Regions from separate parts of the Homo sapiens genome. Here regions 1, 3, 4, 5, 6 and 7 are each linked to region 2. The links are chromatin loops, found by intact Hi-C in ENCODE. Cell type or tissue: OCI-LY7. All regions are shown on one strand.

Region 1 (4,000 bases), 390 kb before region 2:
ATATTTAAAAACCCTGTCTTTCAAACTTCATCTACAGTTTTCAAGTAATTTTTTTTTTTTTGAGACAAAGTCTCGCTCTTGTTGTCCAGGCGGGAGTGCAATGGCGTGACCTCGGCTCACTGCAACCTCCACCTCCCGTGTTCAAGCAATTCTCCTGCCTCAGCCTCCTGAGCAGTTGGGATTACAGGCTCCTGCCAACACGCCTGGCTAATTTTTGTATTTTTAGTAGAGATGGGGTTTCACCATGTTGGCCAGGCTGGTCTCGAACTTCTGACCTCAGGTGATTCACCTGCCTCAGCCTCTCAAAGTGCTGGGATTACAGGCATGAGCCGCTGCGCCTGGCCTCATGTAATCTTAATACATGTGCCACGTCTGTTCATTTGTGTTTTCTGTAATAATGAAAACTTGGTTTCCTGTCATCCTACCTCCCCCATCCAAGTCTATTCTTCGACAAACACTTCCTGAGCACTCACAGTGCTCCAGGCCCTGAGCTTAGCGCTCTGGGCGAAGTGATGAGAGGGACAGACCAAGCCCTGCCCTCACAGAGCACACGGTCTTGTGGGGGAGGGAGACGCTGAAGTCAGATGATGACAGCCATGGTAAGTACTGAGAGTGATGATTGCATGTGTGCTGTGAGATGCCCCTGACCTGGTCCCTTCATCCACCCATCTAACCATCTAACCATCTACCCATCCATTCACCCACCGACCCAACCACCCATTTGTCCACCTGTTCACACATCCGCTCGTCTGTCCATCCATCCACCCACCCACCCATCCACCCATTCACCCATCCATCTGTCTGTTCATCCATCCAACCATCCATTCATCTATTCAACCATCCATCCATTCATCCACTCAACCATTTATCGATCCATTCATCCAACCACTCACCCATGCATTCACCCACTCATCCACCCCTCCATCCATCCATCCACCTCCATCCACCCATCCACCCAACCATCTGACTGACCATCCACTCAACCATCCATCCATCCATCCATCCATCCACCCACCCATCCATCCACCCATCCATCCATCCATCCATCCATCCAACCAAGGAATGTGTATTGAGTCCCAGTTTATATACTGACATGAGGAAGACAAGAAAAATGAGGCAGAGTTTTTGCCCTCAAGTATTCACAATCCATCTGAAGAAAAACCCCTGTGGATACTATAATACGTGCAGTAAATACAGGGAGGCCTCTGGTGGAAGGAAGAGAGAGAAACAGAAAAATGCACGTCTATGCATATGGACTTGTGCACCTGTTCCCATTACTTCATTGGAAGGGCTTTGGGATGCTGCTGTGTCATGACTGCTGTTTAAGAATATTATCAGCATGCATATTGCTTGCAGCTTAAACCCTCCGATCCTAGACTGTTTCCACTGGCATGGCTTAAGGGATTAAATCCAAAGTGTATGGAAACAGAAGGAGGAAGGGAGGGCCCCTGGGTGACCCTTGGATGTCTGTAGAAGTTGTTCACTGCTCTCCAGTGCAGATGTCACCCCAGGGTTGTGCAGTGCACAACCTGTAAGGCCAGACTTCAGGGCCTTGGAGACTTCCCAGAAGATCTCTTAACAGACTGAGTGGGCAACTCAAATCCTCCTGTCTGTGGAAGCGGGGAAACTGACATAGACATATTCTATACAAGCCTCATTATAAGCCCTCCACAAATGATTGTTCTCACTGCGCAGTTGAGGAAATGGAGACAGCAACTTTTCTGAAGCCAAACAGCTGGCCAGTGAAGGAACTGCAATTCAAACCAAGCTCATTGGGTGTAAAGTTCATGCCACCCTCTGCTTTCTGTGGGGGATGGGAAGGAGGGTCTTTGCAGGCTTTAGAACTCAGAGTACCTCTGAGATGTGGGAAGAGGGCTTAGGGGTTCCCCAAGGCCAGTGGGCCTTGGGCTCCTGGGGTTCTGGGTCCCTGGAGGTTCTCATGTTCAGACACTATTGGGATCTCAATCTTCCTGGCCCAGGATCCCAAGCTGTGAATCACTGGAAAGTGGAAGATCTGATGGAGGTGGAGGGTCTGATGGAAGAGAATCTGATGGAGGAGGGTCTGATGGAGGTGAAGGCTCTGATGGAGGAGGGTCTGATGGCGGGGGAGGGTCTGATGGAACTGGAGAATTACTGGGGCTTTCCATGGGCCCTCTGGCCCAGGTTGCATCTCTCCATGCTGGCCACTAGATGGCGACATTAGCTGGAGTCCACGCTGGAAACCGAATGTCCCCTGAGTTTCCGCAGCAACCACATCCCTGGGTTCTCTTGTTTGTTCTCTTTCACTGGATTTGAGCCTCTTGCGTGTCTGAAATTGTTCTGCAGACCTGCAGGCTCCGGGGCACATGTGTGCAAAGGTGGTGCCCTGGAGGCCCTGTAAATAGCTCAGAAAGTGAGGCTGGTCTTCTTCAGAGACTGAGTGATTGCGAAGTGCAGGACAAATGAGTCTATGTGGGGGCCACAGCACGGATGTCCACCCTCCCATCTGGATTTCCCAAGAATGGGAGACATCTTTTCCCTCCCTTCCCGTTTCTGGGAGGACAGGGGCAGATGGACAGGCGAGTAAGACAGGTGGCAGGGAGCCAGCAGCCCTAGGAGCTGGTGCTGGGGAGGCCCAGGTGAGATCCCTGTGGCTCAGAAGAGGACCTCTGCATGTGGAAGGGACGCCCGCAATGCCCAGTGACACCTCTCTCTATTGTGGAGGGTGACGGAGTCTGCTGAGGTAGCCACATAAGCACCTAAACCAGAAGTGAGTATCTAAAACGGCCTTGCATGCCATAAGTCATCAGATAAGAGGGGCTGGACAGGGGCTCCCCAAGCCTGTCCTCAGCTGTGACCAGGTGGCTAGCAACCCTCTTTAGTTTGAGCACCTGCTTTGTCCCAGAGAGGGAGTATTAAATGTCCGCTGTTCACCCCCCACGCCCCATCTCTGTCCCTCCTGGGGAGGAAGGCTGTGGTGGGAGTCAACCCTCGCATCCCATCTCTGTCCCTCTTGGGGAGGAGGGCTGTGGTGGGAGTCAACCCTCGCATCCCATCTCTGTCCCTCTTGGGGAGGAGGGCTGTGGTGGGAGTCACCCCCCGCACTGTGTCTCTGTCCCTCCTGGGGAGGAGGGCTGAGGTTGGAGTCACCCCCTGCACCCTGTGTCTGTCCCTCCTGGGGAGGAGGGCTGCAGTGGGAGTCAATCCCCGCACCCCGTCTCTGTCCCTCCTGGGGAGGAGGGCTGTGGTGGGAGTCACCCCCCGCACCCTGTCTCTGTCCCTCCTGGGGAGGAGGGGTGCAGTGGGAGTCAATCCCCGCATCCCGTCTCTGTCCCTCCTGGGGAGGAGGGGTGCAGTGGGAGTCCCAAGATGCAGGCTCCTCCCAGTTCTCTGCTCACCTGTGCTGAGGCTCTGCGATCTGTGGAATGGGGCCGTGTTGCAGGCTCTTGTAAGGATCAGTGTTGCCCACCGAGGGCCCAGCACACAGGCTCCTAAGGTGACGAAGCACACATCCTGCTGCCAAAGTCACAGCAGCAGCGGCGCCCTCAGACGGGCCCGTGGGCCTCCTCCGCACAGTGTCGGGTGCTGAGTGCCTCTTGTGGGCTCTGGGCTTCGCGTCCAGCACTGCCAAAGTTGCCCAGGTTTCACGGGAAGCTCGCGGCAGGCCGGGCCCAGCAGCCTTCCGGGAGAAGGACACTACGCATCTGCGGCCCTGCATGCCCCCAGGAGCCCATGGGCTCCAGCACGGGGGTGGGCAAGGGGCGAGAGTCTGGCCCCTCATCTCCTGGCAGATTTCAAAGTGTGGTCAGAAACATAGCTGGACTGGGCAACTGGCTGAAGTGGAAGTCATCATTCAGCTAATGAGGCTTGATCTTTTCTCCATCCCCTGCTACTGCTGGTGTCTGTGCTGGCCTGGAGCTCACCCCACCTCACCCGGGCAGAGCAAAGGCCCTTGGCTGGCAGATGCTGGAGGGTCTGTAAACTTGCTGGTGAATGCCCGGCTGTGGACACACAGCAGATG
Region 2 (4,000 bases):
CTTCAGTTTTCCAGACCCTTCCTGGTTACCTGGCCCCTCCGTGCAGAGAAGACATCCGCTATGCTGAAGTGCACAGGCGCGCGGGATTGAGGCCCCCGCTTGCCACTGGCTTCCCTGCTGTTCCCTTCCCAAAGACGAGGCCAAGCTTAGGAGAGAGCAAGTGCGTGTGCTGTGCCCACAACACAGGACCTCGAGGCAGAGGATTTCCGTGTCCCGGGCACTGTGCCAATTGACACAGGCTGCCCTCAGCTTTCCTGGCCCTGAAGTTTAGGACCTACCATGAATCCTGCCAATCCTGGGACGTGGTCATTCAGGAACAGAGGACTAGTTTCCTGTTCAGCAGAGCCCAACCTCTCCTGTGGTTCAGAGGTTGCCATCTGTTTATATGCCCCAAATAACGAATTTCACCTGATGATCGAAACAGTTGACACAGGATGTGCTGAACAGCTCTACCTGGATGCCCAGCTTGGCCCCAGAACTCTGAGCACAGCAGAGGCAGCCATGCATGGCGGGTGGGGAACTCCAGAGAGAGACCGGCTCGGATCTGAGTCCCAGCTCTGAGTACAGCAGAGGCAGCTCTGCGTGGTGGGCAGGGAACTCCAGAGAGACACCAGCTGGGATCTGAACCCCAGCTCTACCACCTGCTAGGATGTGGCCTTGAGCAAGTTACTATACCTCTTTGGGCCTCAGTTTCCCCTTTGCAACATGGAGGAAATAATAGTTCTTATGTCATAGGATTGGGGCAAAGATTGAGTTAATGTATGTAGAAGCTCACAACGGTGCCTGGCCTGTGCTGCCAGCCCAGCCCATTCTTGATCCCACTTTGAACTGACCAAGGCAGGTGGTGAATATTATATGGGTCATAGGACGTGTGATTGGCTGATTAAAAACTGCTATTGTGTCAGTCCAGCCAGGTTTTTTTTTAAAGGCAGTATAGGGATGTTCTAGCCCATTTTCTGTTGCTATTAGCACAATATCTGAGCTTGAGTAATTTATAATGAAAAAAGGTGTATTTAGCTTTTATCTAACTGGGAAGTTCAAGATTGGGCAGCTGCATCTGGCAAGAGCCTCGTGCCACATTGTAATGTGGTGGAGGGCGTCACCTAGCAGAGGCCCCTGTGAGATGGGTTAGCAGTGAGCAGGGCATACAAAACAGACACAGCACAGGGGTGACGTTGCTTTATAGCAACCAGCTCTCACCTCTCACAATAGCTCATCAGTCCTGAGAGCGCGGCCACTCACTCCTGCGGATTCATTCCTTCGTCAAGGCGGATCCCTCATGACCCAAATGCCCTTCAAAGCTCCCTGTACCTCTCAACACAGTTATACTGGGGACCAAGCCTCAACACAAGTTTTGATGGAGACCAACCATAGTCACACCACAGCCAGAGACTGAGGCATGTGGTCCCAAGAGGCTTTTGTTCAGAGACAGAGGTCTTTACCGCCTGGAGAAACCCAGGGATCCCCATAAATGTTTAGCTGCTTCCCTGAGACCTGCCCAGAGTGTAGGATCATCAAGACCTGGGCCCCCCTACCCCGCTCAGAGCCCTGGTGGGTGGTTGGTGCCCAGGCAGGCAGTGTCTGCTGTTGGAGGAGAGTGCATAGCTCTCCCTTTATTGAACGTGTGTATTTGCCTCCTGCTGCAGAACTTGTCTAAGTGAACAAATGAATAATAAAGATTTGGAATCCCAGAGTGTGTGGTGTGCAGCAGACCAGGAGCCTAGCTGGAGAGTGTGGTGTGTACCTGGGGCTTCCTTAGCGCTTGGGTCTCAGCCAGGCTGCCAGACCTTCTCCACTTTGAGGTCAAATGTTTATATTCCCCACACTGCAGTCTTACTGAACACAAATAATCTGTGGTATAAAAAGACCCAAAGTGGGAATGTGTTTTTCTCAGTTACTGGAAAACTGCATTTAAATCTGGTTCTCAGCTGGGGGCAGTTTTGTCTCCTAGGGGACATTTAGTAATGTCTAGAGACATTTGTGGGTGTCACAGCCAGGGAAGGGATGTTGCTGGCATCTAGTGGCTAGAAACCAGGGTGCTGCTAAACATCCTACAACACACAGGACAGCCCCTAACACCACAGAATTACCGGAGCCAAAGTATCAATAGTGCTGGGGTTCAGAAAGCCTGCTTTAAGTAAATAAACTGGTTTCTTGTTGCTTATTTACGGTAAAGATAATTCTTATGCAACTTGTCAGTAAGGTTATTAAAACAAAATTTGGTCTAATGTGACATCTACACAGTAAACTCATGACTGAAAACAAGGGCACATGCTGCTGCATTGAAGGGGCCTTTTTGTGTGACAGTCCCTACCTGAGGTCTCAGTGATGGGTGCTGTTTTGTTCGCTATGTCAGATGAAATCAGATCTGATAGGGTACAGCCATTCAGCCCAGGTACTGCCTGGTGGGTTCAAGCAGGTGCAGCGTGGACTTGAATCCCTGTATGAGTCCCATGTAATGTGAAATGGTGTTTGTTCAATTAGACCTTTTCTTTAAAATTTTTCAGTAGAGATCAAAGTAGGCCCAAATCATATAGCAAGATTAGAGAATACTTCTAAGCCTAGCCAGCAGCACCCAGCTCTCAGGAGCCCATCTGGTTGTGCCAGCTGTGCTGTGACCTGGGCAGGTCAGCCAGCCTCTCAGGGACCTATCTCCTGGTCTCTGAAGTGGGCAGGTTGAAGTCAGTAACTCTCTAGCTCTACAATGCTCTTGAGTCTGTGTGTGGTGAGGTTTTAGCTGAAATTTTCACCTGGATGTTGTCTATAATTTTAAGTTACTTTCTTCTGCTTTAGTGTTTAAAAGGTCATTTGCATGATCCAAGGTAGATCTTTTTTACTTGGTGAATTCGGAAGGAAAATCTCTCTGGCGTAGGTTTTTGAGATGAAAGCTGAGAACATTGGAGCTGACTCCCGGAGTGGGGTTCATGGCAGGCAGGTGTCACTGTGTGTTAGGTTTCCTGTTTATCTGACTCCTAGAATGACCCTACAGAAGAAAGTGAGACCCATAGAGTCTCTAATGCTTGTGAAGGGCTCACGTCCATCCGTGATACTCTACAGCTTTTCTGTTTACTTAATAAGTCACAATGTTAAGTTGGTCCATAGTGACATTTCCCATAAAACAGTAAGGGATGTTTTGGATGGCATTAGGTATTGTGCTGTGATGGCGGCTAAAGACTGTTAAGTCTGTTCCCTGCTGTGAAGCTGGAGACTTTTTACCACCCCCCTCGAGGCTGTTTTAGTGAGGCGCTAAGCATCCCTTATGCCACCAGGTCCCCAGACAGCTCTAGAAGATAAGACACCAAAGAGGGTAGCTGTTTAGTGAATCGCATTGCTGTTCAGAAGGATCAGAGAGATGCCACCCCAGCATTTCAGACCTTACCATAGAGCAAATCTTCTGCCTTTAAATCAGGTCAAAGTGGTGTGGCAGGAGGCGGTAGTGGCAAAGCAGCTGAAAGCCACTTCCCCACTGAGCCCAGCCAGCCAGGTGTATTAACACAGGTGACTTAATTACAGCTCGTGGGGCCGAATGACTTGCTCAGGGTCATAAGTGATCTCATGACATTTGGTGTAGTTTGACAACTGGAATTTTAAGACACTATATACATTTACTGGATATGGTTTATGTGAAAGCAGGATTAACTAGCAAGACGAGTTCCTGTTTCCTTTCATTGGCAGCTATCATAGATAAGTCCTAGTGTTTGAATTTTATTATTTGACAGATAGGACTTCTACTAGAAATAAAATCTTCTAAGATGTTGCCAGTCTCTGGTTTCTGGTGAGTAAGCGCTCCATAGGGAAATAAGTGTATGAAATCTTCCTGGAAATTGTAAGGCTTGAGAGTTCCCCAAGCTCAGAGAACAGCATGAAAGCATCCGGCAAGAAACAGCCACGAGGTTGCTAACATTCGGGCGTGTTTGTTATTCCTATTTGTCTTTCCTTCTCTCCACCTCAGTGGCATCATTGGGGAGCGCCTGCCGATTAGGTATTACCTAACTTTCGG
Region 3 (4,000 bases), 230 kb before region 2:
ATGAGCTTTCTCAGCCTGCACCTTGCTTCTGCAGCTGTCGGCAACCCTCTGATACAGCCATTATAATTGTCCCATTTTGCTGATAGGAACTTTGAAGCCCCAGGGCTCTCTAACTCTTTCCAATACATGACAGTGCCTCTCGAGCCCCCAAGAAGGAGGACTGAGGGGAGAATTTCCAGCCTCCACAGCTGTGTCACAGCCCAGGGCCCTGCAGGGCCTCAGAGCAAAAACCTAGTGAGCAGGGAGGCTTCTTGGCCACTGGAGATGCACCTACCACTCAGCTGTCCCTCAGAGACGACCTGCTGCAGGGACCCAGGTCACCGACAGCCCCGCATCCAGCATGACATCCACGCCAGGCCCACTTCCCTGAGGCTGCTCCCAACCAGGGCATTCCCACCAGACACAGGGTCCCTCGAGGGGCACTCTGCTTTGGGGACTCCCCATCAGCCTGCGGGAGGCTCTTCCTCCCCAGTCCTTCCCCCACTCATTTCGGAGGCAAGAACTCCCCAGTACGTCTGCTACTTATGGAAGCCCACATGGGTGTCTCAGCTTGAAGCCAAAATTCTCGCCATTGGAAATTATGAATCCTTGGAATACAGTGATGAATACAAGTGAATATCCAATGTATTATGGAACAATGTAGAGCTTTCTAGCAGACTCCAGAGGAACTGTGGAAAATGAGAAGTGCCACAGCCGCACCCTTCACCACCAACTCAAGAGGAGGGGGAAGGCATGGGCATGGCACGGAAAACCATCATGGGGTGTAACGGCTGCAGCGTGGGGAGAAGCCTAGCGTTTCTCTCCCCTTTCCAACAGCAGCACACGCCAGCAGCGAGGGAGCCCAGCCATGTTCTGGCTTCTTCTGGCAATCAAAGTGTTCATTCTGGAAGGCTCTGGAAACACGGACCATTTCCAAGTTAGTGATGAAGGTATTTGACATAAAAATGGTTCCTGGGTCCTATGGGTCACAATTCATTATTTGAATTCGCCGTGAGCCGCTGATGGATGTCGGTTTCAGATGTGCCCAGACCAGGAGGTGGGAAGGCCCAGCAGGTGGCGTTGAGGCCACCTGGGCTCTGGACAGCTGTTGTCAACTGATGCCCAGTGCTGGAAATTAAATATGCACGAGGCCTTATGAAAATATAAGAAATAAAAGGAGAGTAATGTTCAGTACATTCCTATTCAGTGCACCATGCTCCCCATGTCCACACCAGAGGACGGGATGAAGGAGTCCGGGGCTTGAATCCCCCTGGATGGGCCACCCGAGGAACACAGGCAGCCCTGGCACTGACATGCTTGAAATGAACGACTCAGCTAACGCTGCAAACCAAACAAATGCAGTGTCTTCTTGATTTACATGACATACCCTCCTGGAGAATTCAGGTATGTTCAAGCCATTTGAAACAACAAACAACAACCAAAACAACTGTGTTAAAATGTAACACAGAAGTAGTCTCTGGGTTTCGATCGCCGTGAATAGGTTTGCAGCCACCATGTGTGTCCAACAGGACGCCAGGACGTCTATCGGGTGGAGGCAGTGGTCTGTTCAGGACACCTGGGGACACCACAGGGTCCTGCCATGTCTGGCCTGTGTCCACTCAATGCCCCCTTTCATACGATTCATAAACGTGCCCACAGATTCCCGAACATCCCCGTGGCAGCAGCCTCCACTGGGAACCCTCGGCTTAGATCATGTGTCCTGGGTCCCAGATCCTCCTCACCAACAGGAAGCCCAGGGTCATTCTGGGGCTGCGTATCTTAATTTGTATCTAGAAGGGGCAGGGCACAGCTGTGATTGGTGGCGAGCCGCAGTGACTCCAGCAGTCAGTAGAGGGCGCTGTTCGGTCGCTTTGTGGTTTGGACCAGGTTTCCGTTCTGCCGTCGGGCTGGGGGGTGGGTGGGCTGCTTTTGGGTCCTGCTCCCCCATTGGTGTCTGTGATCTCTTATGAGAATGTCACAGCCCCCAGGTGGGTGCTGTCAGGGGCGTTGCGCTCTTTCTCATAGCATAAACCCTACCCGGGGTTCTGAGAGCCCCCCGACCATGCCTGGGGCTCGCGAGGAAGGCAGGGAGCTTCCAAGGTCCCCATAGCAACCGAAGTCGAAGCGAGGGAGAGGCAGAGACGGTCGGAGGCAGGACACGGGAGACAGAGAAAGACGGGGGTCCAGTCCAGCTCATTCCAGGACCCCAGCCCTCCTCAGCCCCTTTCCTTTCCTCACTGGGGTCTGCCCTGCACAGCTGGATTATGGGGAGTCTCTGTCCTGCCGGTTGTTGCCAGCAGATCTCTCCATCTGATGCTATTTCATTTGATGGAAGCAACCTCGATCCAGCCCACACGGGCAGCAGGAGTCAATGGTGAAGCTTCTAGAATGTGCACGAAGCATTGTCCTGTCTGAGGAAGGCACAGGCTCAGGCTGGAGACAGGGAGCAGCTCTGTGGTGGGTGAAGGAGGAGTCCCACCTGGCTCAAGTTCTGGGGGAGCCCTCCCTCTCAGGGCACAGTGGGAAGTCTGGGCCGGGGGGACCACAGTGCAGGAGGTGTCTGCAGTGACTGCAGAAGGCAATGCCAGGAACGGCGGGGTGGGGCAAGTCAAGAAATTCTTTGGAAATGTAGGTGGGCGGTGCCCATGAATGAGGCAAGGAGGCAGCAGAGCCCTGTCCCGGGGTACAGGGCACCAGGTGGGGTAGGAGGAAAACGGAGCTGGTCATCCAGCTGGTGGCAGGGTGGCCTGAGGCTGAGGCCAGGGCCTGGGGCCAACCTTTCCATCCCTCCAGCCCTCAAAGGCTGGGCATGGTCTGTGAGGGAGAGGGATGCAGAGCCCCGCCTCGGAGGATGTCCCGGCCAGAGCAGCTCTCAGTAGCAGAGCTCCAGAGCAGGGAGGCCACACTTGGCGTGTGCTCTGAGGCCCGGGATAGCCCTGGAAGTTTCCCTCCCAGGGCTGGCAGCTGATGCTTCGGGGCATTGGATGGGACACCCAGGGCTTGAGATTTAGAGACCAGGACATCCTGACAGTGTCCCCTCTCAGTAGGGGCTTTTGGACAAGCTACTTCAAGAAAGTCTCTTTCCATATCTGTAAGACAAGGGCAATACTACCTCCCTTCTAGGGATGTTATGAGCTCTAGGGACCAGGCCCCGAGTGCAAGCTCAAAAACAAAAGCTGCTATTTTAAAGGAGCAGTTGTCTCTTTTCAAAAGGGAACAGATAGCTCAGAGCAAGAACCCCACCGCTGTGACCGCACTGCAGTGGAATTGTGGATCCGGCCCTAAGAGAGCCCCGGCAGTGGGAGCAGCACAGGAGGCCCAGGCAGGCAGCGCTCACAGGAGGCCCAAGCAGGCAGCGCTCACAGGAGGCCCAGGCAGGCAGCGCTCACAGGAGGCCCAGCCAGGCAGCGCTCACTGGCCTTCGTACATCTAAAACCGTCTTGGTGGGAGCGGAGAGCTGCCGTGTCCCAAGACAGTGCGATGGGGAGAGAACCACACTCAGGTCCAGAAGTGGATAAGGCTTCATGAGGACGTGAGATGGAATCCCCACTGCCACCAGCTCATTCATTTCCTATAGCTGCATCCATTTTTTTAAAAAAAGAGAAAAGAAGGCCACCCAATGTGTCACAGATGTTTAAACTTAATTAGCAAACAAATACAAAAAAGTGCCTGTTTGTTCATAATGTTTACTGTACAAAGAAACAAAACCCAGGAATAGTACAAGTATTGAACAGTAGCGAGAGTGGTTGTGAAATAAAGGACCACTTTGGAAGACAGTTTTATTGGCTTGCTGTCTTCACCAAGAAAGACTTGTGATTTTTGAAAACTTCTACCTGAAATGTATTTTTTCTGCTTTCCCGAGGAAGCGGCACTTACAGTGTTCCTAGGCTTTCCTGTGACGTGGGTGCCAGTCTGGATTCAAAATATCCTTGCATGCACTGCAGCTCCTTAGGGAGTCTTTTCCTGCCCTTGAGGCCTGGGCAGACTCTCCCCTGACACCCTCCCGCCCTCTCCCACGACG
Region 4 (4,000 bases), 70 kb before region 2:
CAGAAGCCTTACGATTCTAACAGCAGGGAAGTTCCTGTCTAGAGGAACAGTGGGGTGCAGATGGTTGGTATCTCATGCTATGGGACTTTCCCTTACAAGGAAGTGGGTCAAAGTGTAGCCTGATTAATGTTTAATTGTAACGATATTTCTGTCCAGAACTATTCTTAACCCTGAACCATGGCTCCACCATGATTTCAGATAGCAGCAGCAGCAGCTCCCTTCACCCTCCGCCTTTCTTTCTTTCTGCACCCTTTTCTACCTTCTGTCCCTTCCCTGCCTCCCTCTATTAATGGTGCCCTGACCACAGTTCCTCCCCTTTCTCCACTATCTACTTGCCCACTCAAAACCACCACCATAACCACAAAATGCTGTGTGCAGTCCCAACAAGAGTGTCCTCTGAGGCTGCGATCTCAGGGCAGGAGAACAGAGAAGTCATCCAGGGTCAGGGCCAGCCCTCATACCAGCTGGGGGAAGAGCAGGTGGAGTTGAAGGGTTTCTCCAAGGTGGAGGTCCCAAAACCCCCTCTCAGGAAGGCATTGATGCAGGGCGGTGCTAGACATCCCCTAGACAGGCTCCGGTGAAACTGCCTTTGCAGTATATTATGACAGTAAGAGAAGTCTGACATCATTGACTCTATCTTGCTTCTGACTACCACGCCATCCTTGGTCATTCCTGGGCACAGGCCAAGCTAACTTTGGGGAGAATTTATAGTTTAACTTGAAAGCAAGGATGATAACAGTCCCTTCCTAAAACTAACCCCATCCATGCTCAGGAACTGAAAACCACCTTGTAAGACTAATGAAAGGCCACAAGAATAGGATTGTAGGAGGGACCTGAATTCTGCTAAAATGTAGGCATAGTGGCCGGGCGCGGTGGCTCACGCCTGTAATCCCAGCACTTTGGGAGGCCGAGGTGGGTGGATCATGAGGTCAGGAGATCGAGACCATCCTGGCTAACAAGGTGAAACCCCGTCTCTACTAAAAATACAAAAAAGCCGGGCGCGGTGGCGGGCTCCTGTAGTCCCAGCTACTCGGGAGGCTGAGGCAGGAGAATGGCGTGAATCCGGGAAGCGGAGCTTGCAGTGAGCCGAGATTGCGCCACTCCAGTCCGCAGTCCGGCCTAGGCGACAGAGCGAGACTCCGTCTCAAAAAAAAAAAAAAAAAAAAAAAAAATGTAGGCATAGTTTCTATAATCCCTTCTTTCCAGGGGCCATATGGGGATTTGTGATTTTTCCCAATTGCTTCTATAAATAACATCACTATTGTAAAACCTAAGTGTTTTTTTTTTTAATTATTATTATTTTTCCAGACTGACCCTTTGGGGATCTGGGACTCATGACTCAACCGGTCTTGTGGCCCCACCCAGATGCAGACTCAGTACATGTGGACCATTTTCTGCACCCCTGTGATTTCATGCCTAACCAATAAGCAGCACCCATTCCCTAGCCTCCTGCCCACCAAACTGTCCATAAAAACCCTAGTGTCCAAGGCTTTGGGGAGAATGATTTGAGTAGTAACTCCAGTTCTTCTGCGTGGGCCAGCCTCGTGTCAGTGACACCTCTTCTCTACTGCAATGCCGTGGCCTCGGTAAATTGATTTTGTCTGTGCAGTGGACAGGAAGAGCCCATCGGACGATTACACTGGCCGGGGGCCTGCTCTGAGGATGCTGACGCCAAGGAGACTCAAGAGAGCTGGCAAAGGCCGGGAACAGCCCAAGGTGGTAAAGATACCTGAAATAAGAATCACGCACATCTTGAGATCAAGATGAATATCTTAATATTTCAGCTTATGATAAAGACATTTGGTGATCGAAACTTTTCTCTACCCAGAGTCAGTCACATGCTGCAGTCAGTCTCCATATCTGGTCAGCTCCTGCCAGAGCCAACCCTTCTGCAGACAGCAGCTGTCCACGCTGGAGAAATTACAAAAAATAACTGCCTGATGCCAGCGGAGAGTGAATAAGATGAAACCAATTCTGGAAGGGCGTTGACACTTGGAAGAAAGGAGGGCAGCAGGGAGCTTCTGTCATGAAGGCTGTGGTGGTGGCGGTCGTAGCCATGACAAATGACCAAAGGAAAACAGAAAACCGCAGGCTTTCTGGTCTGCAGAGCCAGCAGACTAAGCTCATGGCAGCCGCAGCTGATAAAAAGCAAGTGAGCACCCAGGACAGAAAAGGCCACAAGGAGGAGCCTCAAATCCTGTGGGTAAACTCTGCCCAAATTAGATCATCAGAGCTTCAGCCTTTGGTGACAGAAGCCCTCATCTGCACGTCTTCCCAGCAAAATGGAAAGCGAGCATTCCCCATACAAAAACCAAGTGCACTAGACTTCCAGCCACTGGGCTGAGCTCTTCCCCCAACTCCGACTCTCCACCGCTCCCAGCTGTCCTAATTGAAACTCAGAGTGGAATACCAAGGTCTTTTTAAAACAAACAAACAATATTCAAACTTCTCATCAAGGACGCAGTTGAGAAAACAGCAACAGTTTGTTGTTGAGCCACAAATTAAGCAAAACCTTGCTTCTGACAAAGGACAGAAAATGTAGAGGATTTCTACAATCCAAAGAACAAAACAGCCCAATACAAACTTGAAACATATTTGAACAGGCATTTCCCAAAGGAAGATATACAAATATTCAATAAGTACATGAATGAATGCCCAGTGTCATTAATATTAGCTAAAAAGGACATGATGGGGGCAACTGGTACAATGTGAATATGCACTATGGATTACAAAAATTATATCAATGTGAAATTTCTTAATTTGATAATTATACTCTATATAATATCTTGTTTTTACAAAATAGATACTGAAATAGGCCTATCATACTCAAAAGGTTGTGAAGAAATGGTGTATGTCTACCGTGTATTTATACCTTCTCTACATGCTATTCTCCCTCTGTCTCTCTCTCTCTCTCTCAGCAAGATGATAAAGCAAATGGGGCAAAACGCAAATAATTGCTGAGTCTAGTTAAGGAGTATAGAGGAGTTTCATTCTCTATTCTTGCAAGTTTTCTTTAAGTTTAAAATTATACAAAAATAAATTACAAAACATCAAAAACACTAAAAAGTACTGAAGTTTTCAAGGACCAATGGGGTCTTGTCAACCGGACAAAACAGTGGCATGAAGAAGCTACCACTGGCCAAAGTTGTGTCTGTCTCTGCATCATAAAGAAAAGTGATTGGAGTGGATTGAAATGCATTGACTCAGTGACATCCACAAGCCCATGGTGACTATGCAAAAAAGATCCAGAACAAAGGGACTTGTCACCTTTGAAGCATCTGCTAAACTAACACCTCGCTTATAAAATTGGTCATACAAGGGAAAGAATGAAAGGTTTTATTCTGTTTTTCTAGGAGGAGCTGCATTTCATGGGAACCAAATAAATCCATGATTTACAGCCTAATAAATTCAGAAGGAACAGTGGAGTTGGAAAAACACCATCTCGCAAACCATACTTGTAGTGGGCTGAATCATGACCGCAAAGATATCAGGCCCTAATCGTTATCTGGGGTTAACTAACAGTGGATCAACCAGATAGGCTATGCCTTAGGCTGTAATGAAGGAGGAAGTCTGTAACACCACAAATGTGAATTCCAGCTAAGAACATTACCGTGAATCCACCAAACCTTTAGCTCCAGCTTCTTTGGCAGTAAGAAGTGCCCAGAGCTTAAAGAACAAGAGAGCCCAGACAAGCCCAGAAGATGAGATATTCTGCCAGGCAGCCCGCCCAGTCCCTTCAAAGCCAGCAACATGAAAGGGACTGCACTGAATGAAAAGAATGGGGTGCAGGGATTTCCATGAAGCTGACAGCCTCCAGCTTCAGACTCTGCACAGGCACAGGCCCCTTGCAAGGTCCAGACAGGGTGTCCACCTGGCCCTGTGTTTCATCTATTTTGCATTAGTGAAGGATTTTAACCATAATCGTGCCTCTGCCACTTTCCCCTCTAATTTCAATCAGACATGTGTCCCCTCAGGTGGAAGGGCATTGAAGTGGCCACAG
Region 5 (4,000 bases), 200 kb before region 2:
ACAGGAGCAGCTATGAATGTCCCAGAACGAAGCAAACATGTGGGTTTCCAGGAATGCAGAGTACGTGTGTGACGTCTAGTCAGCAAATGGCCACACGGCTCTATTTTGAATTTAGCCCCAGTTGGCTCCCCGGGATCCACCTTGAAGGGCTGGTTCTTTCGGGATTCCCAGAAAAAAAAGCCGTAAGAATCTCCATGTCCAGATAATCTCACAGGGAAATTCTAGCCAAGCTTCAAGTACCTAACAGTCCCAATGCTGCAAAAATTGTTTCAGACACTTAAAAACAAAGGAAAATGCACAAATTTATACAAAAATGTGAACTGAAAATGTGTCATAGACAAAAGTATAAGCACCAAAGTTATAAAACTCCTAGAAGAGAATATAATAGAACACGTCCGTGGCCTTGAATTAGGCAGAGATTTCTAGGTAGGAAACATAAAGTTTGAATCATAAAAGAAAAATGAGAAAAACTAGATTTCATCAAAATTAAAGATATTTTCTCTTTGAAAAATATTCTTAAGGAAATGAACGAAAAGGTAAGTCACAGACTAGGAGAAAATATTTGCACAAAATATATCTAGTAAAGGACTTGTATGCAGAATATATAAAGAATTTTACAACTCATTACAAAGAAGAAAAAGACACCTGAGTTAAAAAGTGTTGAAGATTTAGACAGATACTTTACCTGAGAAGATGTGTGAAAAATAAGCTCATGAAAAGATGTTCAACATCCTTAGTTACTAGTGAAATGTAAATTAAAATGAAAACAGGATATCACATTCCACACACCACAATGGCTAAAATGTAAAAGACTAGTAAACCAAGGATGTAGTAAGCATTTGCAAATCTCCTCCATTGTGGCTGGGGAGACAAAATGGCTCAATCCTTGGAAAACAATTTTTTCAGATTCTTATGAAGTTAAACATAACACCGTACTATCCAGAAATCCACTCATAGCTACACTTCCAAGAAAAAAGGCATTTCCTCAAGCATTTACCCAAATCCCTTCACATACATGTGCATAATTGTTCATAGTAACTTTACCCATAATAGTAAAAAGCTGGGAATAATCCAGATGTCATCACCTGGTAAATAGGTAAGCATATTGCAGTGTATCCTGCTGTGGAATACTACTCAGCAATGAAAAGGAACGAACCACCCTTCTGTGCAACAACCTGGAAGAATCTCAAAGAAAGCTGTGTGCTGTGTGAAAGAAAACAGACTTCAAAGACTGTGCACTGTCTGCACTGTGTGATTAAACTTACTTGAAATTCTAGAAGAAATGAAACTAAAGCAAAAAAACACAGATTCTTGGTTTTCTGGCGCTAGGGAGAGGCTATTGACAGCAAAGGGCACGACGGGATTTTCTTGGAGGGAATGAATGTTCTACATCTTGATTGTGGTAGTGTTTACACAGTTGTATACATTTGTCAAAACTCAATGAACTGATTCATTTAAAATGGGTGAGTTTTATTGTATGTGAATTATACCTCCGAGAAACTAATTTTTAAAAAAATCTCAAGGCATGAGCATTGCCATCATCAGCGTTACTAATGTGAACACAGTGAACTGATGAAATGACGGGGCAATTTGCAACGTGTGATAGGCACTGAGATCTCTCTCTGGACATCAGGAAGCTGCGTGTTGTCAGATGCCGAAGCCGAACCCACTTGCCCATTGGGCTGCAGGAAGGCTGAGAGTCTGTCCCCAGCATGGATAGCAGAGGGCGCTGTGGAGCATCATTAGCCTGTAGGGTTCTTTAGGGGAAAACACCTTAATGAGCCCTGTGCGCTCGGAAGGTTGAATAGAGGGCCCTTCCTTCCTCTAAGCCACATTTCTGGTTGCGCCACATTAAGTCAAACAATTATTAAGTGCTGAGCAGTCTTTGGATCACAGAAAACAAACACAGAGGCTGCAGCCACTGGGCCCTGTGGAAAACTGGCGGCCGTCCTGCGATGGTGTCAGCTCATCCGTGTCCGCGCTGCTGGAGGCCTGGCAGGAGCTGAGATCAGAGCCCTTCAGCGGGAGTGGGGCTACTCCTCCCTCCCCTGGTTTCCCTGGAAGCTGAGAAAGTTCCCAGGAAAGTGCTGAAAACCTCCCACCACTCTTTACACAGACCTGAGAGGGGGCTGAGGTGGGGGAAGCTCTGTTGCAGAGATGGGCTGACTCGGGGAATAGGCCGGTGGGGCGGGACAGATGCTGGAGGGACAGATGGGGCGTCAGAGGAGACAGAGGCTGTCAGGGAGCTGTGGTCCTGCACATGGGAACCAGTCCTTGCCCAGCCTGTCTGGAGGCCCCTGGGCTGCTGCTAGTTACTGAGAGGGCGCAGTGGCCAGGCTGCACCTCCCTGTGGCCTGGTCCCTCCACTAGCTGGAGGAAGGTGGGGCTGCTCCCTCCCAGCCAGTGCCGAGTGGCTGCAGACCCAGAAGACACACGCTGTATATATTCCTGCATGCATGGCCCTGAAATGGTGGCCTCATGGGTTGCAGTGTCCACGCTGCTTCCACAAGGAAGAAACGGCTGCTTGCTCCACGCCTGGGGGCCCCAAGGCTCAGGCATCCTTGCCGTGGCCCACCCAGCAAAGTGCAGCAAGAGGGAAGGCAACACGCCTGCCTATTTCACTGGCAAGGGCAGGCCCCCAGGGGTTTCTGGGAGAGGTACAATAGCAGAGTTCCAGCTTGGGGTGGGGATAGCTATGTGTCAGGACCACAGCATTAGCCAGGGCCACAGGCAGGTGAGGCAGAGGTAGGCAACCATGGAAGAGCCCCTGGGAGAGGAACCCCGATGTGCTTATGGAGGGGCTTGGTAGGCATTGGCCCTCCTGTGTGAGCAGGTGGAATGCTGAGGGTCTGATGGCCGGGTGCCCGCCACTGGGACAGTCACTGTGAGACAACCAGGACCACGTGTGTCTTCCCGGAAGAATGGGCCTAGGATATGAGGATGTGCATGTATGAACAATCATAGCAAGAACAGCTCTAAGCACATCCTAATTCAACTCATGAAGCCTCACCACAAACCCAGAAGGGAAGATGTTATGAATATCTGTACTTAGCATATGAGTAAAACTAGGGTCAAAAAGTCTACGTAACTTGTCCAAGGTCACACAGTGACCCTGAGAGAGAAATCGCTGTAGAGCCGAAGTGCGATAGATATTTTTGAGATCTGATTCACACACCCTCATTGCAGCCCCCTGACTCCAGTTAACTGCCCAGCATCCCATGGTGGGGGTCAGATTGGGCTTCTAAGGCAGGGTGGGTTGAGGGGGACATCACACTGGGGCTGGCCCCTGAAGCAATAGCTAGAGATATTCATGCGTGTACCACAACTCCAAACTATAGATAATGAATATAAAATGCATGTAATGAATATGCAGTCTATTCCCATTACATATTCTCTATTTGCAAATTCGCCTACTCACTAAAATTTATTGGTGACCCTAAATCAATACTTGGGGTGCTTTCAAGGTCGTTTGCAGAAACGTACAAAGTGGTGACAAATTTGAGTCACAGACATGCATATTCCCAACTGAAGTCACACAAGGCCTTTTTTATTTTTGAGATGGAGTCTTGCTCTTTTCGCCCAGGCTGGAGCGCAAATGTGCGCTCGCAGCTCACCACAACCTCTACCTCCACCACCCAGGTTCAAGCAATTCTCCTGGCTTGGCCTCCAGAGTAGCTGGGATTACAGGTGCCTGCCACCACACCTGGCTAACTTTTGTATTTTTAGTAAAGACAGGGTTTCATCGTGTTAGCCAGGATGGTCTCGATCTCCTGGCCTTGTGATCCGCCCGCCCCAGCCTCCCAAAGTGCTGGGATTACTGGCATGAGCCACCATGCCCAGCCACACAAGGCCTTCTTGCCTCAACCCATACTGTGAACTAATGTCCTTTTCTTGGTCTATGTAGTGCCACGTTTTTATGCCTGTTGTTGGTGATTTCCCATTTAAGATGCCCCCATGTGCCATAGTGAGGAGCTGTCTGGTGTCCTGGGTGTGAGGTGAT
Region 6 (4,000 bases), 88 kb before region 2:
GGTCAAAACTGGGTTGCTGCTCCGTGCTGTCAACATTCATGTTACTATGTCTCTGTGGTTGCTGTAACCAATGACCACAAACCTGGGGGTCATGGAAAGAACACAAACTTTACACACACACACACACACACACACACACAGGCACATACACACATGCACATATGCATACAAAGACAGGCACACACGAGCATGCACACACACAAACACGTGCACATACACATGCGCACACACATGCACACGCACATGCACACACACGCAGGTACACAAGCATGCAAACACACATACACATACAAACGCGTGCATGCATACATGCACACATGAGCACACAAACACATGCACACACTTGCACACATGCACACAAAGGCATACACATGCAATGCACACACACAAACACACATGCACACACAGGCACACACACGCTCACATGCACACACACACACGCTGACTCTCCTACGGTTCTGGAGGTTGGCATTTTCTCAGCAGGCTATGTTTCTTCTGGAGCCTCCAGGGGAGGATCCTTGCCTTTTCTCACTTTTAGAGGCCACCTGCATCCTCCCTCCTCAAGTACAGCGGCGTAGCAGCCTCCAAGCTCTCTCAGTCTCTGCCTTCACAGCCACATCGCCTTCTGCTTCTGACTCTCCTGCCTCCCTCCTACAAGGGCCCTTGTGTTGACACTGGGCCCACCCAATAACCCAGGATCAATTCTCATCTCAAGAGCCTTAACCACACATGCAAAGTCCCTTTTGCCACATAAAGTTGCATATTCCCAGGTCCCGGGGATTAGGACATGAACATCTTTGGGGGTTATCCTGTAGCCTGCCATAACATACCCCAATCCTTCCAAGCACAGCGGAGCTGCCCGTACAGGGCCTCGGACATAGGGATTTGAGACACTCCCCTTGCAGGCCTTTTTTGGCTTCTCCTATTCTTGTTTCTGATCACGTAGAGGAGAGAAGAGGACTTTGCCAGTGGGAGAAGTAGGCTCCCCCGATTTAATGGGGCCCCAAAAGAAGGGCCACGAGCAAAGTGGAGTCTGTCCATGATGGTGATGCTGAGGAAGCTGGTCCAGCAGGGGATGGGGTCTCCCCAGTGGGGAGTCTCATGCCCCAGCCCACAGGTCACACCTGCTCCCACAGCCCACACATGTGGTGCCTCATGCTGCAGGCAGAGATCCCAGCACGGTGTAGTGACAGTCCATCGGTCTTTCATCTCTTCTAGCCCCCTGATCCAGTGCAGGTGTTATTTCATGATTGCAGTTTGGGGCTGTGGTGGTGGCTCTGTGAGTGCCTTTTATAGTGTGAATGCAGAGACAGGGCAGGAAGGACCCATGCTGCACCCTCAGCCTCCCCTGTGAGCACCCAGGCAAGTGGAGGGCAGAACACAAAGGGAGCTCTTGTAGAAATAAAGATGGTGAACACCCCGGGCTGTGACAAAAACGGCCCACATTGTGTAGAATGCACAGGAGGCCAGACCCAATAAAAGTTTCCTTGCTGTTTTAGTCAATCAAACACGACCTCCTGAGAAAAAGACGCATCTGTCTGTCCCTTGTTTTATTTCACTAATGATGTAGTTTTTCTGTGTCCAAACATAAAGAAGTTTGAAGTTGACACAGCCACAGAGAGCAGAGCATGCACCCCACTCACAGGCCTGCTTCGAGTCCAGGCCATACCGAAATGACGTCTTCAGGGAGATTGTTCTAGACGCATCCCAGCAGATACCGACTAGAGAAGAGATGGATTCACTGGGATGTAGGTGGCTGGGCAGTACGTCCTGCAACAAATACACCCCACCGCTGGGCACCTGGGTGGTTGTTCTTTCTCCTCGGCAAGTGTGTGGTTGGGTCCAAGTCCCTCCTGGATACCACAGTGCCACGCTCGCTAATCATGATGATGAATTAAAGTGCTGCAAGTCAAGGTATGGCATTGAAATCACAGTCACGTGTTCAGGTGGTCTGTAATGAATCTCTGGATTCACCTTCTCAGGGGTGAAGCTTCCAGGTCCTCCACCCTGGGCAAAGCCAGACACAGGTAATTCCCCTCTCATCCTGCTGGGCTGCTCACAGGTTTTGCAAGGAGAATGAGATGGGTTTGAAACTCAGATCTCCAGATCTCCAGATCTAGTGTGCAAGAAATAGCATTTTCTCGATATTCTATGCTTCTGGTTCTGTCAGACCCTCATTCCACCCCCAAGGCAGAGGACCCCAGTTCAGTGGTTCTGTTCCTCCAGAAGGAACCATTCGCTGTATGGACTGAGCCTTGCGGACAGAGCTGGGCTGGAAAAGGGCAGAGACGGAAATGCCTGGTGGGATTATCATGATTGGGTGTAAACTGTCTACTCTATGAACCAATAGGAAATCCCAAAAAAAGAAAACAAAAGACACTCTTTTTTCCTTCCTCTCCCTGGGTGGGTCGCTTTGGTGTTTGTGAGCCAAGTCTGACCCCTGCTGACACCGTCTGGAAGTGGACGTCCTGTCACCAACGCCATCCCAACCCATGCCCCACCCACATTCTCTTGTTGACTTCCTCACTGTGTGCTTGAAAAAAAAAACAAGCCTGGGCCAGGCATGGTGACTCATGCCTGTAATCCTGGCACTTTGGGAGGCCAAGGCGGGCAGATCACGAGGCCAGGAGATCGACACCACCCTGGCCAACATGGTGAAACCCCGTCTCTACTACAATACAAAAACGTAGCCAGGCGTGGTGGCGCATACCTGTAGTTCCAGCTACTCAGGAGGCTGAGGCAGGGGAATCGCTTGAACCAGGGAGGCGGAGGTTGGAGCAAGCCGAGATCGCGCCACTGCACTCCAGCCTGGCGACAGAGCAAGACTCCGTCTCAAAAAAAAAAAAAAAGAAAAAGAAAAAAACAAGCCTGAAAGGGAATTCTACCAGCGTTCCCTGAGGCTGAGCGGATGACAATGTTGTTTTGCAGCTTAATGTTCCCCTCCGAGACCTGGTTCTTTGGAAAGATGGAAAGTGGTGAGAAGGGGGCGGAGCCGGCCTCAAGCTGGGCAGCCAAGGGGGCCAAAGGCCTAAGCCAGTGCCTGTCTCCAGGCTGCAGCCTGTGGTGCTGAAGAGCTTAAGGACAGGCCTGGGACCACCAAGCCAAGCACTGGCCCTGGCAAACACTGCTGCACTCGTCTAAGAAGAAAGAGCTATCATAACCGTCCACCAAAGTACATCTTATTTTAGAACCAAATTTGAGACTTTTTTAAACGTGATTCATATTGGTGCATATTATGGGCTGAGTTGAATGCTCCCTCCCCCACCCAAATTCAACCAGCCAACAATTCTGCAAGGATCAGAAGTCGGAAGAAAGGAAAATGGCAGCATCGAATGCACAGCCACAAATCCCAAGAAGGCCCCAGGAGCCTGGGAGTGGCTGCGGAGGAATTTAGGGCTGGATGGCCCACAGGACATGGTGAGAACCACTACCATGGGCTGAATTGTGTCCCCCTGAAAAGCTATGTTGGAGACTGATATGGTTTGGTTCTGTGTCCCCACCCAAATCTCATGTTGAATTGTAATCCCCAGTGTTGGGGGAGGGACCCTAACCCTAACCCTATAAACATGGTATTTTTTATATCCTCATATCCTCATACCATATTTAAACCTATGGTAAGCACCTGCTCTTCCACAGGAACAGCAGATAACTGGAAATCTTAGAGGCCTTCCCAGAACTGGGGTTCATCAGAACATGGGTGGCTCCTGACCCATCACTCCCAGACCCAGAGCTTATGCACCATAGGGGAGAGGTGGTTCAGAAGGGATGTGCAGGACAACTAAAGTACAGTAACATCGAGGTCGCTTGACCTGAGGGCAGGACCTATGGTAAGTACCTGCTTTTATGTAGGTATATACAGTAAAGGGAGCAGTCATAGCAGTGGGGGAAGGAAGGTGATTAAATAAATGACACTGGGACAACTGGATCACATTTGGGGAAAAGAAGGTTGGAATCACTCCTCATTCCTCATACCAAAAAAAAACATCAAAGATTTAAATAT
Region 7 (4,000 bases), 160 kb before region 2:
TTTGTAGGATGAAAGAACACATCTTCCAAAGTCCCACAAGACAAAGAGTCTTCACAAATACGAATCTTTGAGTTCTGAATGAAGCCTGGGAGGGTTGTCTAGGTGGGCTCTGTATGTCCTCAGTTAACAAGGCCGGGGGTCCGGGCAGGGAAAGGGAAACACCTGCTGTGTTCGAGAAGGTCTAACTCTCTCCTGAGAAGGTCTGCAGGGTCATGTTGTCCCCATAACAATGGAACCGTGACTCCTGACCCACAGTTCCTTGGCTGACTGTGTCCCGAGCAGCTGACATGCACTCCCTGGCCGGGGTATCTGGGCAGCCCATGGGAACATCACAATGGGACATTGGGGGAGCCCCCTCCGCAGCCCTCTGGGTTCTGAGCCCCTGGACTCCGAATCTTGGCTTCAGCCCACTGACCTCCATCCTCTGTGGCCCCCCATCCTGACGTCCAGCACACTTTTCCATCGGGGAAGTTCTCTTCAGAGTTGGGCAGGCACACAGGCTGGATCATTTCTGCTTGAAGGGAAACAATAGTTCACAACTCAATTGAAGCAGGAGTCCGAGAAAACAATCTCATCTATGCTTCTGCCTCTGAGGAGCCCAAACTATCTCCCAAGGGAAGGAAGGTCAAGCCCTTGGTTACTTGAAAACGATCAGCTCACAGCAGGAGCCCCTTACCCCATCCACCACACCCAGAGCACTTAAAACTGTAAAAGAGCCCTCCACCGTCGCAGCGTGAGGGAACCTAGACCAGGGTCAGCACACCTTTTGTGGAAAGGGCTGAATAGTCAATGTTGTAGGCTTCGTGGGCTGTGCGGTCTCTGGCTGCCATTGGAGCATGAAGACAGCCCCAGGTAACAGGTACCCACATAGGTGTGGCTGTGTCCAGTAAAATGTCTATTTACCAAAACACGATGGGGCAGACCAGGCTCTCAGGCCAACGCGTGCCCACTCCTGGCTAGATCACAGTGTGGGTGTTGCCTATAGAACACGGCTCCATGAATATTGCTATGGTTCCTGGGATATCTGGAGGCGACGAGTTTGCCTGTGTGTAGGGCTGGATCCTGTGGGCCTCCCCCAAAGCCAGAGTGCCCTGCACATACCTCGGGCTTTCGTGTGAACACACCCTGAGGTTCCCCGAGCTTTTCTGTGCAGAACAGTAATGGAGAGGTAGAGAAGGAATAAAAGAACTCACTTGAAACTTTGGCAAAGTACAAGTGCTGGCACCTCATTTCCTATAACCAATATCATTAATAATAGTTGGCAGACTGGCACCACCATAATCATTTTCCTGCTTCTCTGGAAATATTTGTTTCTGGGCATTACGTGTCCATGTGATGGATGCAGTAATGACTCTGCCAGGTAGAGCCTGCAGCTGGTCTCAGGTCAGGATTCTGCTTCAATAAGAGGGAATTAACCTATTTATTATGCTTTCCCTGCTTTCTTAAGAAGGAAAGAGGGCTTTAATTTAATTGGGAGTAGTCTCCTAGTACTTTGTTTGCATCTACGAGATGTTTGAAAGTTTTATCAGGTGTGGCTCTTCTGGCATTTTCGTAATGTCCAGAGGGCAGGGCTTGACTTTTTCAAGAAACAGGGTCTTTAGGAGCTGCTGGTTGGGAGAGAACTTTTCTGTACTTCCAGGGAGCTGAGGGTGCCCAGCATCTTTCAGCTTGTAAAGAAATGAGAGGACTCCACCACACCACCTGGCCAGCCTGGGAGGTTCTGTTTCTCAACCAAGATGGCCCCTCTACCTGGAGAAACCAGGCAGGTGGGAGGCACTGGCTGAGTGACCCCTCCACAATAGGCTCCTGGACAGGAAAGTGCTCTTTGTCCCTACAGATGGATGACTCTCTTCCACCACCTAGAGGCCCCAGCTGGTCTGGCCTCAAGAAGCTCTTTCTGCCTCCAGGTGGCACCAACAGGGAGAAGGTGGCACCAACAGGGAGAAGGTGGCACCAGACAAAGCACACAGCCCACGAAGGCTCTAAAATTATTGTTGGAACTACAGCCCACCAATCTACCTGGCAGAGTCATCAGTGCATTCATTCTGTAGGCCAGGATCTACAAACTACATTTAAACAGGGTAACATTGAAAATGTAGGTAGGACTCAAGTCTGCAAACATGAGAGCCACATTGTCCAGGATACAATTGAAAATCACTTGTCATACCAAGAGCTAGGAGCATCACAATTTTAATGAGAAAAGATAATCAACTGATGCCAACACCAACATGAATCAGGAGTTGGAATTATTAATATCTGACAAGGATTATAAAGCAGCCATCATAAGAATGCTTCAATGAGCAATTGCAAATCCTCTTGAAACAAAGGAAGAGCTGCAGAACCACATAGAGACCCAGATGTACCATTGAACGTGAGTGGCCCGGCCAGCTTCATAAGGGCGATGTCATTGCCCAGCCTCTTTGGCTTGTACTTGCTGTGGTAGACAATCTTCTCCACCAAGTGGGATGGGGCTGGATTGTCCAACAGGGAAACTAGACCCACCTGGATGGTCCATGACTTGGGGAGGTACAAGCTGAAATGAGAAGAGCAAGAGGTGAAGCACAGGAAAAGTCCAACCACTGAACTCATTGACCTCAGGTATCCTGAAAACCTAGGAAGATGGTGGGAGAGGTTATCAGGCAAGATGTGGTCCCATCACCCTGCTTGTTTATGCTGTATATGCAACTGCACTGCCACGCCCTACAGAAACACAGACCCACACCCCATGTGTTTCCCAGACCTCACTCTCAGCACCTCTGAGGTCGTCTTGGCATTTGAGGGCTGAACTCAACATTGGTCACTGCAAGGAGTCTATCAGGCACTACTGTTCATCAAACAGCAACAAAATAGGGGGTAAAAATATCAGGGAGAACCATTGTGTTTGGAAGTCTTTTCTGTAGTTTTCTTGCACTCTAAACTCCTGAGATTTTAAGAAGAGACCCAGTACCTGGCCCCCAACATATTCCCTCTAGCCTCCCGCACCACCGTCTCACCCTGTCTCTGCCATAACATGGTCCACTGGAATTAGCTATGGGAAGGTCTAGGTCCTTTCATTTTTGTGGGTTTCCTCCAGCACAGGAGCTTCCTTCCTCTTCTGTCTGCCCTTTCTCTAGGAGCTACAATCCTTAAAACAAGCTCAGGGTCACAAGTTACCCCCAGCTGATGATGATGGGTCCACAGTGAGGCTGGAGACTCCTCTCCAACTGTACATTACTTGGAGGTTAGTCTCTCTGTCTTCCCTCTGGACCCGCTTCTCACCACCCAAAGCAGCCCCACCCTGACATGACCCAGGAGTGAACAGGGGTCTGGGAAGATGGTCAGCAGCACTCACTCATAAACACAGTGTGCAGCAGTGATGATCCACAGGGGCGTGATGACAGAGCCCCCGCACAGGTGGTAGCCCTGGAACTGAAGGCTGGCCTGCCAGGGCCACTGCGAGAGCAAGGACATGTTTCCACCCACGATGCGTGAGCTGTAGCCCCTTCTATGACCACAGGCTATGGAGGGGAACAAAGGCTTGTGGGTCCACCCTGCAGACTTCTTTGGGGGACATGGTGTCACCACCATGCACCTGCTCCTCTCTCCCCACCCTCACTGCCCCTGCTCCCAGAGCTCACAGCAGCTCTAAGACAAGTGCTGCAAGGGGGAGCTCAGCAGGGGAGGTGGTCAGGCTCTTGGGGAGACCTGAGGATGGTGGGTGCTGTGGAGGATGCGGTGGGAAAAGCACCTGCCCTGCTTGGTCAGTGCCCAGCATTGGCAGCACCACTCCCCATCCTATTCCCCCAGTGATGACAACACCCTGGGATGTCAGGAGCAGGCAGGAACCTTCTGCAGCCCCCTCCTCACTGCCGCTGGTGCACGCACCTCCCTGACTGCTCCAGACCCCACCCTTGTGGTGTGAACACTCCCCTCTGCCAGGAACGAGGGGCACTGCCCGAGGCCTGGAGTGGGCACTGTGCACGTGTAAGGAGGAAGTGGGAACTGAGTCAGGGACTCAAGG

Evidence for each region. Hi-C counts contacts between places; a loop is a spot of excess contacts. Peaks named below come from ENCODE experiments on the same cell type or tissue, not always from the same donor. Only the 100,000 strongest peaks of a DNase experiment are listed, where the experiment ranks them.
Region 1: a loop joins it to region 2, with 7 times the contacts of the local background. A loop is called at or near these places in 16 of 110 quality-filtered maps.
Region 3: a loop joins it to region 2, with 8 times the contacts of the local background. A loop is called at or near these places in 8 of 110 quality-filtered maps.
Region 4: it touches region 2 in a loop (5-fold over the local background); 20 of 110 quality-filtered maps call a loop at or near these places.
Region 5: a loop joins it to region 2, with 16 times the contacts of the local background. A loop is called at or near these places in 8 of 110 quality-filtered maps.
Region 6: it touches region 2 in a loop (8-fold over the local background); 20 of 110 quality-filtered maps call a loop at or near these places.
Region 7: it touches region 2 in a loop (10-fold over the local background); 3 of 110 quality-filtered maps call a loop at or near these places.

The regions. Positions count from the first base shown.
Region 1 is chr21:42,143,497-42,147,496 of GRCh38, forward strand. No RefSeq gene overlaps it. Among named protein-coding and RNA genes, the nearest start is that of UMODL1-AS1, 37 kb to the left of the region's middle. In OCI-LY7, CTCF peaks have their summits at 2,188 (motif pointing right) and 2,396; DNase peaks (open chromatin) are centred at 1,745 and 2,205.
Region 2 is chr21:42,535,560-42,539,559 of GRCh38, forward strand. It overlaps SLC37A1 (solute carrier family 37 member 1), which reads left to right. Exons shown (of 20, transcript NM_001320537.2): 6 at 3,953-4,000. Among named protein-coding and RNA genes, the nearest start is that of SLC37A1, 24 kb to the left of the region's middle. RefSeq lists enhancers at 189-238, 289-478, 509-558. In OCI-LY7, CTCF peaks have their summits at 2,025 (motif pointing left) and 2,976; DNase peaks (open chromatin) are centred at 482, 2,012 and 3,452; H3K4me3 peaks cover 2,427 bases; H3K27ac peaks cover 3,920 bases.
Region 3 is chr21:42,308,022-42,312,021 of GRCh38, forward strand. TFF3 (trefoil factor 3) reads right to left here. Exons shown (of 3, transcript NM_003226.4): 3 at 3,646-4,000. Among named protein-coding and RNA genes, the nearest start is that of TFF3, 5.4 kb to the right of the region's middle. In OCI-LY7, CTCF peaks have their summits at 1,822 (motif pointing right) and 2,022; a DNase peak (open chromatin) is centred at 1,810.
Region 4 is chr21:42,465,313-42,469,312 of GRCh38, forward strand. No RefSeq gene overlaps it. Among named protein-coding and RNA genes, the nearest start is that of RSPH1, 29 kb to the right of the region's middle. RefSeq lists enhancers at 1,849-2,008, 2,545-3,744, 3,868-3,957. In OCI-LY7, CTCF peaks have their summits at 2,179 (motif pointing right) and 2,380; a DNase peak (open chromatin) is centred at 2,179; H3K4me3 peaks cover 1,232 bases; H3K27ac peaks cover 1,518 bases.
Region 5 is chr21:42,336,300-42,340,299 of GRCh38, forward strand. No RefSeq gene overlaps it. Among named protein-coding and RNA genes, the nearest start is that of TFF2, 13 kb to the right of the region's middle. RefSeq lists enhancers at 1-80, 1,559-2,254, 2,760-2,889. In OCI-LY7, a CTCF peak has its summit at 1,734; a DNase peak (open chromatin) is centred at 1,712.
Region 6 is chr21:42,447,677-42,451,676 of GRCh38, forward strand. UBASH3A (ubiquitin associated and SH3 domain containing A) reads left to right here. Exons shown (of 15, transcript NM_018961.4): 15 at 1-8. Among named protein-coding and RNA genes, the nearest start is that of UBASH3A, 46 kb to the left of the region's middle. In OCI-LY7, CTCF peaks have their summits at 2,415 and 2,614; a DNase peak (open chromatin) is centred at 2,475.
Region 7 is chr21:42,379,702-42,383,701 of GRCh38, forward strand. It overlaps TMPRSS3 (transmembrane serine protease 3), which reads right to left. Exons shown (of 13, transcript NM_001256317.3): 8 at 3,332-3,497; 9 at 2,364-2,533; 10 at 416-511. Among named protein-coding and RNA genes, the nearest start is that of TMPRSS3, 14 kb to the right of the region's middle. In OCI-LY7, CTCF peaks have their summits at 1,895 (motif pointing right) and 2,095; a DNase peak (open chromatin) is centred at 1,880.